2 separate regions of the Mus musculus genome follow, and region 2 is linked to region 1. Evidence: chromatin loops called from intact Hi-C (ENCODE). Cell type or tissue: left cerebral cortex. All regions are shown on one strand. Each heading gives the region's core, and the rest is flanking DNA. Links, peaks and the distances in the headings are about the cores only. Region 1 holds the start of Flvcr1 (feline leukemia virus subgroup C cellular receptor 1). Region 2 holds the start of Angel2 (angel homolog 2).

What was found. Hi-C counts contacts between places; a loop is a spot of excess contacts. Peaks named below come from ENCODE experiments on the same cell type or tissue, not always from the same donor. Only the 100,000 strongest peaks of a DNase experiment are listed, where the experiment ranks them.
Region 2: it touches region 1 in a loop (2.8-fold over the local background); 1 of 42 quality-filtered maps calls a loop at or near these places.

The regions. Positions count from the first base shown.
Region 1 is chr1:191,023,487-191,027,874 of GRCm38, forward strand. It overlaps Flvcr1 (feline leukemia virus subgroup C cellular receptor 1), which reads right to left and starts at 2,704. Exons shown (of 10, transcript NM_001081259.1): 1 at 1,891-2,704. The coding sequence starts at 2,607. A230020J21Rik (RIKEN cDNA A230020J21 gene) reads left to right here and starts at 1,865. Exons shown (of 2, transcript NR_027298.1): 1 at 1,865-3,083. In left cerebral cortex, for the core only: a CTCF peak has its summit at 2,717; DNase peaks (open chromatin) are centred at 1,192, 2,303 and 2,785; H3K4me3 peaks cover 2,489 bases; H3K27ac peaks cover 1,748 bases.
Region 2 is chr1:190,925,336-190,929,723 of GRCm38, forward strand. Angel2 (angel homolog 2) reads left to right here and starts at 3,170. Exons shown (of 9, transcript NM_021421.4): 1 at 3,170-3,423. The coding sequence starts at 3,365. In left cerebral cortex, for the core only: no CTCF peak of the experiment used is centred there; DNase peaks (open chromatin) are centred at 2,577, 3,202, 3,886 and 4,109; H3K4me3 peaks cover 1,875 bases; H3K27ac peaks cover 1,614 bases.

The sequences.
Region 1 (4,388 bases), core at 218-4,217:
TCAAAGGTTCTTTCTAGAGACCTGAAAGTTAGAAGCCACCATTCAGGAACCAGACACACTTACATGAACAAGATCTATTATTACTTTGGGAAAATTACTTCATTCCTTAAAGTCTCAATTTTCCTATTTATTGAATGCAGAAAATAATAGTTTCTAAACTTATAATACCAAGTTAAATGATACATGCACACAAATCACAAGCTTAGTGACTGCGTGCTGCTGCTGAATATTATTATGCATGATCATTCCATAAATGAAGCTGAAAATGTGTTTTGGTGATATTGAACAACTGTACAGTTATAGAGGTCAAGAAAGGAGTGAGACTACCTCAAGTGAATATAGGAAGCTCCAGATATGTGCTGAGAAGAGCGAAGTCCACCTATAAGTAAATATTTCCACTTATTATCCATAAAATTAATACTTCATAAATATGGAGTTGATATTTTTGTTATGCTTAATGAAGCATTTACCTCGAAAACAATTCAGAACCAAAAAAATACCTTTTAAAAAACATCTGCTATCTAAACATAAAGAAACAACCGGGGGCTGGTGAGATGGCTCAGTGGGTAAGAGCACCCGACTGCTCTTCCGAAGGTCCAGAGTTCAAATCCCAGCAACCACATGGTGGCTCATAACCATCCGTAACAAGATCTGACTCCCTCTTCTGGTGTGTCTGAAGACAGCTACAGTGTACTTACATATAATAATAAATAAATCTTAAAAAAAAAAAAAGAAACAACCAATCAATGTATCAGTAATAAATTGTTTTTGATACATAGCAATTAAGTGACTTAGAAAAAGAAAGTAACTAATAAAATAGGCACACATATTTAGTCTCTTGGGGTATTTTAAACCATGATCTTGACCCAAGTGAGACTTGAAGTAAGAAAGTAACATTTTCTAGTTACATGGCGGCAGGTAACAATATATGTATAGAAAGGATTATAGATTTTTTTTTTAAACTAGATTTCCTTCAACTGAATGAATACTAAGCATCTTTTAAAATGTGACATTTACAGTGGTGACAAAAACATCAGGTGTCACAAGTGCCCTCTAGCAAAATTTTAAGTTACAATAACAAGCCTAAAATTAACAAATGCAAACATAATATTGTGGTGACTCATGGTGGTGTTTGGGAGCCTGAAGCAAGATTGTCAAGTTTGAGGCCAGCCAGGGGGACACTGTGATTTCCAGACCAGCCTGCCCTACACAGTGGAAGAGACCGTTTTAAATAAATAAATCACATACAAAAACCTTTTACCTACTATTATTTCTGTTATTCTAGTGGCATTTGAATTTATGATGGTAGAAAAAAACAAGATCATTTCTTAAGGAAGCCTTGACTTATCCCACTAACCATTCTTGATCAGTGATTTGCCTTCCACTGTCTCACGGTTAAGAACTAATAGCTGGACTCAGTAATACTGCCAAGTCTTTATCACCGGAGCATTTATTGAACATTCACTTATACGTGACCAGTAGGTGCCAAGCTGGGCTGACTACTAATACTAATACAATTAAATCAGGGCTGTTCCAAGGACATTTAACATGGAAACAAACTTTCCAGATCTCAAGACCTTTCTTCTGCAGTGGCGACAAAAACACCTGAGATCTCTTTTACCGCCAGTTTCCAAGCGTGCCCGTGTGTGCGCCTGTGTGTAGGCCAGAGGGCAACCTCGGTGTCCTTTCTCAGGAGCTGTCCTCCTCACCTGTCAGTGCTGGCTGGGAATACACCCTGGAGCCACCGTGCCAGGCTTTTCTCGTGGTGCTGGAGCCCAGTCTTCACGCTTCTATAGTATGCACTTTACCCACAGACCGTTGCCCCAGCCCGGCCTATGACTTCCTACCAGCCTGAAAGGATCCCAGTTATCTAGACGTTCCAGTCTTTACCTGATTGCCCAGCACTGCTGTGGCACAAGCCGTCGACACCTCCTTGGGTCCAAACCATACCGAGGCGACGGGGGAGGGCAAGCCCAGGATGAAGACCTGGGCCACGGAGCACAGGATCTGCCCCAGCATGGTGACCCAGAAGAGGTGCCGCTGCACGCTGCCGCACTTGACCCAGGCTCCCAGGCAGTTGAGGCCGGAGCCCAGCAGCGCCGTGAGCCGCAGGCCTCGCGTGTCCAGCAGCCAGGTGGCCGGGAAGATGAGGGGCACGTAGGCCACCATGTACACCATGGACAGCCAGTTGATGTGCAGCGGCGACACCTCGTAGAAGTCCTCGAACACGTTGCTGATGCTGCTGTACTGGATCCACTGGAAGGCGTTCACCAGCGAGTAAAGGCTGAAGATGAGCAGCACCACGAAGCGCCTCGGCGACAGCGCTGTGCGCGGGGGACACGCGGGGCATGGGACGTCCTCCCCGTCGCCCGCGGGCAACAGCCGGGCCTGGGTCTCCTCCTCCGCCGCTATCAGGGCTTGCGGCCCGCCCTGGGCTCCCGCGATCAGCGGGCCGAGCCCGGGGCCTCCGTTCAGCGCCTCAGGCCCGTTTTGCGGTACCAAGCGCGCCTCCCCGTCCGGGGCGCCCTTGGGCACTGGAAGGTATCCCTTCCCCAGCGGGTGCCCGGGCGCCACGGCCGGCCCCACCTCGTCATCGGGCCGCGCCATGCCTCCCGGCTCCCCGCCCCGCCGCCCCTTAGTGCTCCTCGCCGGCTCCTAGGTCCCACCCGGTTCAGCGCGCTCGCCTGCGCCGCTTGCTGACTAAGTGAAGCAGAGCTCACCGCGCCTGGCTCTTGCCGGCAGTCCCCGCCCCCAGGGCATCTCGTATCGCGTAGTGCGACCCTCCATCCAATCATTGAGCGTTTCGGAAGTCCAGAAAACCAATCGGGGAGTTGCCGAGAAGAGGGGCGGGGTCAAGCTTGTGAAGATGTAAGAGGAGCCCAAGGCAGGCGTTCTCTACGCTGTGGTTTGCTGGAGCTGCCAGGCCTTTCTCTGCGCTCGCTCCGCAGCGTTTAGCCTCAGGTTATCTTGGAAGGAGAGCGCCAGAAAGCATTTCCGTCCGCCCAAAGAAAGAGGCTTCCTCAGAAGCAGGCCTTTGCGTTGATTGAGCTGAGCGGCTCCATCCACGCAGAGGACTGAAGGAGGTAATGGACAGGTGCAGCCCCTGCCTGCCTCCTGTACCCCACCAGTAACCAAAGTCTGTGCATAAGCTAACCGTGTACTTGCACATCCCGGGACCGGATGAGGGCAGAGCTCCGGAAGCATCAGGGTCCTACTGGGCCTTAGACAAAGTCAGCCTGCTACCCTTTGGGAAGCTGTGCGTGCAAACACGGGGTGCCAGGACTTAAGATTTACTCACTCTCTCTCCCTCTGATCCTCCTTTTTAGACAGGGTGTCACCCGGGACTCTGTAGGCAGGTTGACCCGAATTCATGGAAATCCACCTATCTCTGCTTCCTGAGTGTTGGAATGACTCTGGCGCTAATGAGCTCACAGTGGCTGCAGGGGACCTGCAGAAGACCAAGCCCATAAACCTTTAGTCATGGGGAGATAGGAGAACTATTAACAGTTTGAGGGTGCAGAGGGACAAGGCATTGTCTATGGTGATACAGCCGCTGGGGAGTTCCCCATGCTGTGAATAGCTCCACAAAGTATTTTGTAAATTAATTCATTTCTTTAGGAAAAGTGAGGCTCGTATAGAGCGAGACTGTTCAGGGGGTAACGTCTCTTTCTGACAACCCGGCAAACCTGAGTTCAGTTCTTCAGCACCCGCAGAGTTGTTCTCTGACCATCACACAGGTGCCCTCCCCAACAAACACACTATGTTAAGAAAAGAAGGGAAACCCTGTAAGTTCTTCCCAGCACGGCTTTGTAGATGTTCCTTTGGAGGTTGTTTTAGATTATTGAGTAACTGAATTAGATTATTGAGTCTCTGAAAAAAAAAAAAAAACTAAATGAGGAACCCAATGGACTTAATCTGCGCTCAAAACGTTTATTTTGTGAATTTATAAAAATATGAATTGTGTTTTTAATGCTCAACAAAATTTATCTTAAGTATTCAGAGATGTTAATGGTCTCATGGACTGTGGAGCCTGTGAAGGCTCCTAAACAAACAAATAAACAAACAAACATGCTCAAGCTGAGCACACGCCTGTAGTCCCAGTTATTTGGAGGCGAAGGCAGAAGAATCATCCAGGCCCACAGATTTAAAGGGAACCTGGCAGCCTGGCCAACAAAACAGGATTGCATTGGAGACTTTTGTTTACTTGTTTTTCTTTTACTTATTTTTGTTTTGTTTTCCATATGGAATCTCAAATAACCTAGACTGGCCTTAAACTAAGGAGCTCACTATGGAGCAGAGAATAACCTTGAACTCCTGCTCCTCCTGCCTCAGCCTCCCAAGTACTGAGATTGCAGGCATGTGCCATCAGGTTCAGTGTTAGGCAGTGT
Region 2 (4,388 bases), core at 200-4,199, 98 kb before region 1:
TTGAACTCAGAGATCCAACTGAATCTGCCTCCCAAGTGCCAGGATTAAAGAAGTGGGTCACCACTGCCCTGCTGTAGTTCTCAGCATCGCAGAGAATGCTTTCTTTCTCCAAAGCAGCTCTGCCTTCATCTCAATTTTGTTGTTGTTAATTTATGCTTGTGAATTTCTTCAGGAATTTCCTCTGTGGTTTAGGTTGACCCTGGACTGGCCATTTGGCTCAGGTTGGCTGGAATTTGAAATCCTTGTGCTTATTTCTGTCTCCTGAGTCCTGACATGACAAGACTGTGCCATAAAGCCCTGTCCCAACCTCCTAATTTCTCGCTGAGCTAACCAAACATGAGCATGTTTTTTCATGGCTCATTTCTGATTAATATATCTGGCTTTTTTGTTTTTAAAGAGTTTTTCTATTTAATGTATGAGTATCTGCATGTATACCTGCATGTCAGAAGAGGGCCCTAGATTTCACCATAAATGTTTGTGAGCCACTGTTGGTTGCTGGGAATTGAACTCAAGACCTCAGGGCAGCCAGTGCTCTTAACTGCTAAACCATGTCTCCAGCTCCATATCTCTGGCTTTTGAAAATAACTTTTAAGGTTTTATTTTACCTGGATGTGGTGGCACAATTCTTCATCCCTGTAGAGGCAGCAGATCTCTTGTGAGTTGGAGTGGAGCCTGCTCTACATAGTAAGCTTCAGGCCGGGCAGGGTTGCATATGGACAGATTTTTTTCAAAACCAGTCCAAGCAACGAACAATGATTTCCTTTTGTTTCATGTGCATGAGTATTTTACCTGCATTTGTGTATTTGTACCGCGAGTGTGTCTGATGCCTTAGGAAGTCAGAAGAATTAGGATCCATGAAACGGGAACACTGTGGAGATGTTCTGAGTGGGGACTTAGTAATCAGAGCAAAACCAAAAGCCAGTTGTAGACAAGGTTGTCCTGGACTCCAAAGGTTTTAGACACTTATGCACAGGTGCGTCATGGTGGTACACACTTACAGTTTCTGCATTTGGGAAGGCAGGCAGGAGATCCTGAAGTTCAAGGTTACCCTCAGCTACATGGCCTTTTAAAGGTTAGCCTGGAGCACTTGACAGCTCTTAACAGCTGAGCAATCTCTCCAGACTCTCAGACAACCCTTCTTTAAGACAGGTTCTTGGTGTGGCCCAGGATGGTCTCAAACTCTACAGGCTCCTGCCTCAGCTGTCTGAATGTTGAGATGTCAGCATATGTGAACAGACTTGCTTAACTTATTGAGTGACTAAAGCAGGATCTATTTAAGGGGACAGAACAATGTGAGCTGAGAACTTTCAACTGGAACATGAATGCAAAAATGGTGTTTTGTTTTGTTACAGAGACAAGAGTTCTCCAACCCTTAGGATAATCACCATGCTGCTATAAGGTAACTACTCTCTCTAAAGTTCTAGAGCAGACAGCTCCCAAAGTGTCTTTCGTCATCAAGAAACCTTCAAACTCATTGAAAGAATGCATCTTGACAGTTGGTGGTGCACGCCTTTAATCCCAACACTCTGGAGGTAGAGGCAGGTGGATCTCTGAGTTCCAGGTCAGCCTGGTCTACAGAGTGAGTTCCAGGACAGCCAGGGCTACACAGAGAAACCCTGTCTCAAACAAAGGAAAGGGAGGGAGGGAGGGAGGGAGGGAGGAAGGAAGGAAGGAAAGAAGGAAGGAAGGAAGGAAGGAAGGAAGGACCTTAATGCCATTTGCTTATTTCAAAACACTACATTTTTCTTTGCACAACAAGCAGAGGAGCTAAGGTGTGCTTGGAGGAGAAAGTCTGGTGATTGACAGGTCTTCCTTAAGTCTGCTCCAGTTAATAACCCTATCAATGATCTTTGTTTGCCGTATGTTGTGTAGTCAGTAGAGTACTAGGTTGAATAGATTTGAACAGGAGTCATGGACACTGTTCACAAGTCACTTACAATGTGATTATGGAACAAGGCATATAGGACACTACTGGCCACATGTAACTAACAACAACATTGTGATCACCCTTAGAAAATAGGACAGTATAAACCTCAAGCAGTCAGCCCCCATTTGTGGACACTGCGTTTGTAAACTGCCTACTCCCTAAAACCTACCTAAAATGTCCAAATCAATCCTCACAGTGTTTTGGTTTTTCTCCAACAAGGAGAAAGGCAAATTTTAGTTGCCTAGTGTGCTTGTCCCTGAGGTTAAACAAGGCACTCTGCCCTCTTGAGTTTTCAGACCGTAAAAAACTAACCTTTCTACCGACTACTTAGTGTCCCTTTCCCACAGTTTTACTGATTTTTCTATTAAAAGTGCCCCCCAAGTATACTGCTGCAAGATTCTGAGGTGACAAAAGTTAATGATGTAATATAGAGAAAATATGTGTACTAAATTATCTTCAATTAGGTATGTATCAGAAGACTGTTGGACAGAGTTTAACGTTAATGAAGTGACAATATAAATTAAATAAGGAACATGCATAAAACAAGACTTCATATTGGTTGATGAAAATGTGGTCCGAAGCCAAGTATGGCAGTACGTTGCTGGTGACCACAGTGCTCAGACAGGCATGTGAGATAAGTTTGACGAATGCCTGGACTGCACAAGACTTTTGTCTAAGGACACTCACGAGTGTGCGTGTGCAATCAGAGACTAGCTTTCCTCAGAGTTTGCTAATTCAGCATTCCTGACATGTTTACACAATATAACAACTGCAGATAAAGAGAAGGATATACACGAAGGATAAAGTATCTCTCAAAATTAACACAAGGAAAAGAACAAAACTTCCCAAGAAATTACTACCCACAGCTACACAGCTCTACCAAAGAAACTAAGCAAGCAGCGACCCTGGTTTCCAGTGCCCTCTGCCTCGCTATTCTCGCTGTCCCTTCTCCATTTATGTTTTCCAAGAAAGCTACGCTCGATCTGACAGACTCGGATCATCAACGCACTAATTAATGTACAAGTGGGTTCTCTGAGATTTGCACAAAATCAATTATAAAGTTCTACGGGAACCCACAGAATAGTATTTCCTCAACGTGGAAATCTACCTTTTGGATCTACGCAACCACGTAAATACACTTTAGGTCTCACGCAGCTCCTGCTCCTTCCTATGTCTTAAGAAAGCCGTCAAGCGCTAGCCTTCCGCCCTACCAGGAAATGGCTGTCCGCGCACGCTCTGCGCATGCCCGGAGTCGCACTGCTTAAAGGAACTGCCCCAGAAGGCAAGATGGTGACCGGGCCTGCGGCGAGACGCTCCTCCCAGCATGCCTAGCGGCCGGCCGGGAGCCGAGTGATGGGGATCCGGTAGGACCCGGCGAGCGGCCGAAGCTGAGGTGCAGCCGCGGGCCCGGGCGTTGGGCGCTCACAGAGAGCCAAGATGGAGACGTGGCGCTGTGTGAGGAGGGGCTACGGCCGCTGTGTGGCGGGGCGAGGCCGGTCAGTGGCGAGCGGCCGGCGGGATGGACAGAGGGAGGGACCTGGAGGGGCGGGCGGGGAGGGGAGGGGCGGGGCGGCGGGGCGCGGGAGGAAGGCGGAGGAAGAGGGTCCGCGGCGGGGACGCGCCAGGCGGCGCCCGGGGAGAGGTAACGCGCGGGCGGGCAGCAGCGGTGGCCGCGGCCTCCGGGATCCTGCGGGCCTCGCGCGGCCTCCACGCTCGCCGCCGCCGCCCGCGCGCAGGGCCCCGCCCGGAGGGAGGCTGCGCGCCCCGGGGTGGCTGGGCAGCGTCGGTCACGCGGAGGCCAACTTTCACCGCCACTCAAGTTCTTGCTCCGTCCTGGGTATTTTTCTTTCAATCCACTCTTTGAGAGCCTGGCGTGATGGCTCACGCCTGCACTTTCCACACCCCGGAGGCCGAGGCGGGAGGATAACCATGAATTTGAGGCTGGCCTGGATTAGGCAGCGAGCGTGACACTCCGCCTCCAAAAGTAAAAAAATAACTCACTTGAAATTTTAAAGCGCCACAGTACATGCAGCCTCTAATAATGTCACCCCAAGTAGTATCCACCGAATCTTAAATTGGATGTACGGATTATGTTTTTCTCCTATAAACTTTGAGGACTTAGTTATTAAGATTCCAGTGGTTTGTATAACCTTTGAAACTATATCGTACCACGCGTGGGAAATAGCACACTGTCGTTACATAAGCCGTTGGGATCTGCCCACTCCATTCCTGGTTCCTGTGCTATGGCATTTTCTGAGTACCAGCTGTGTGCTTGGCCCTTGGGTGGAGACTGGGCTTTCAGAGAATACTGAGGTTCGAACCCTCAAAAGCTCACTATCTTACAAGAAAAAGATGTGGTATAAATAACTGCCAATCCAAAGAATAAGCGTCACTGTGCAGGTTGCAGTATAGAAACATTTCAAGACAGAAAGTAAACCGTTATAGCACTGGGGAGGTGGAG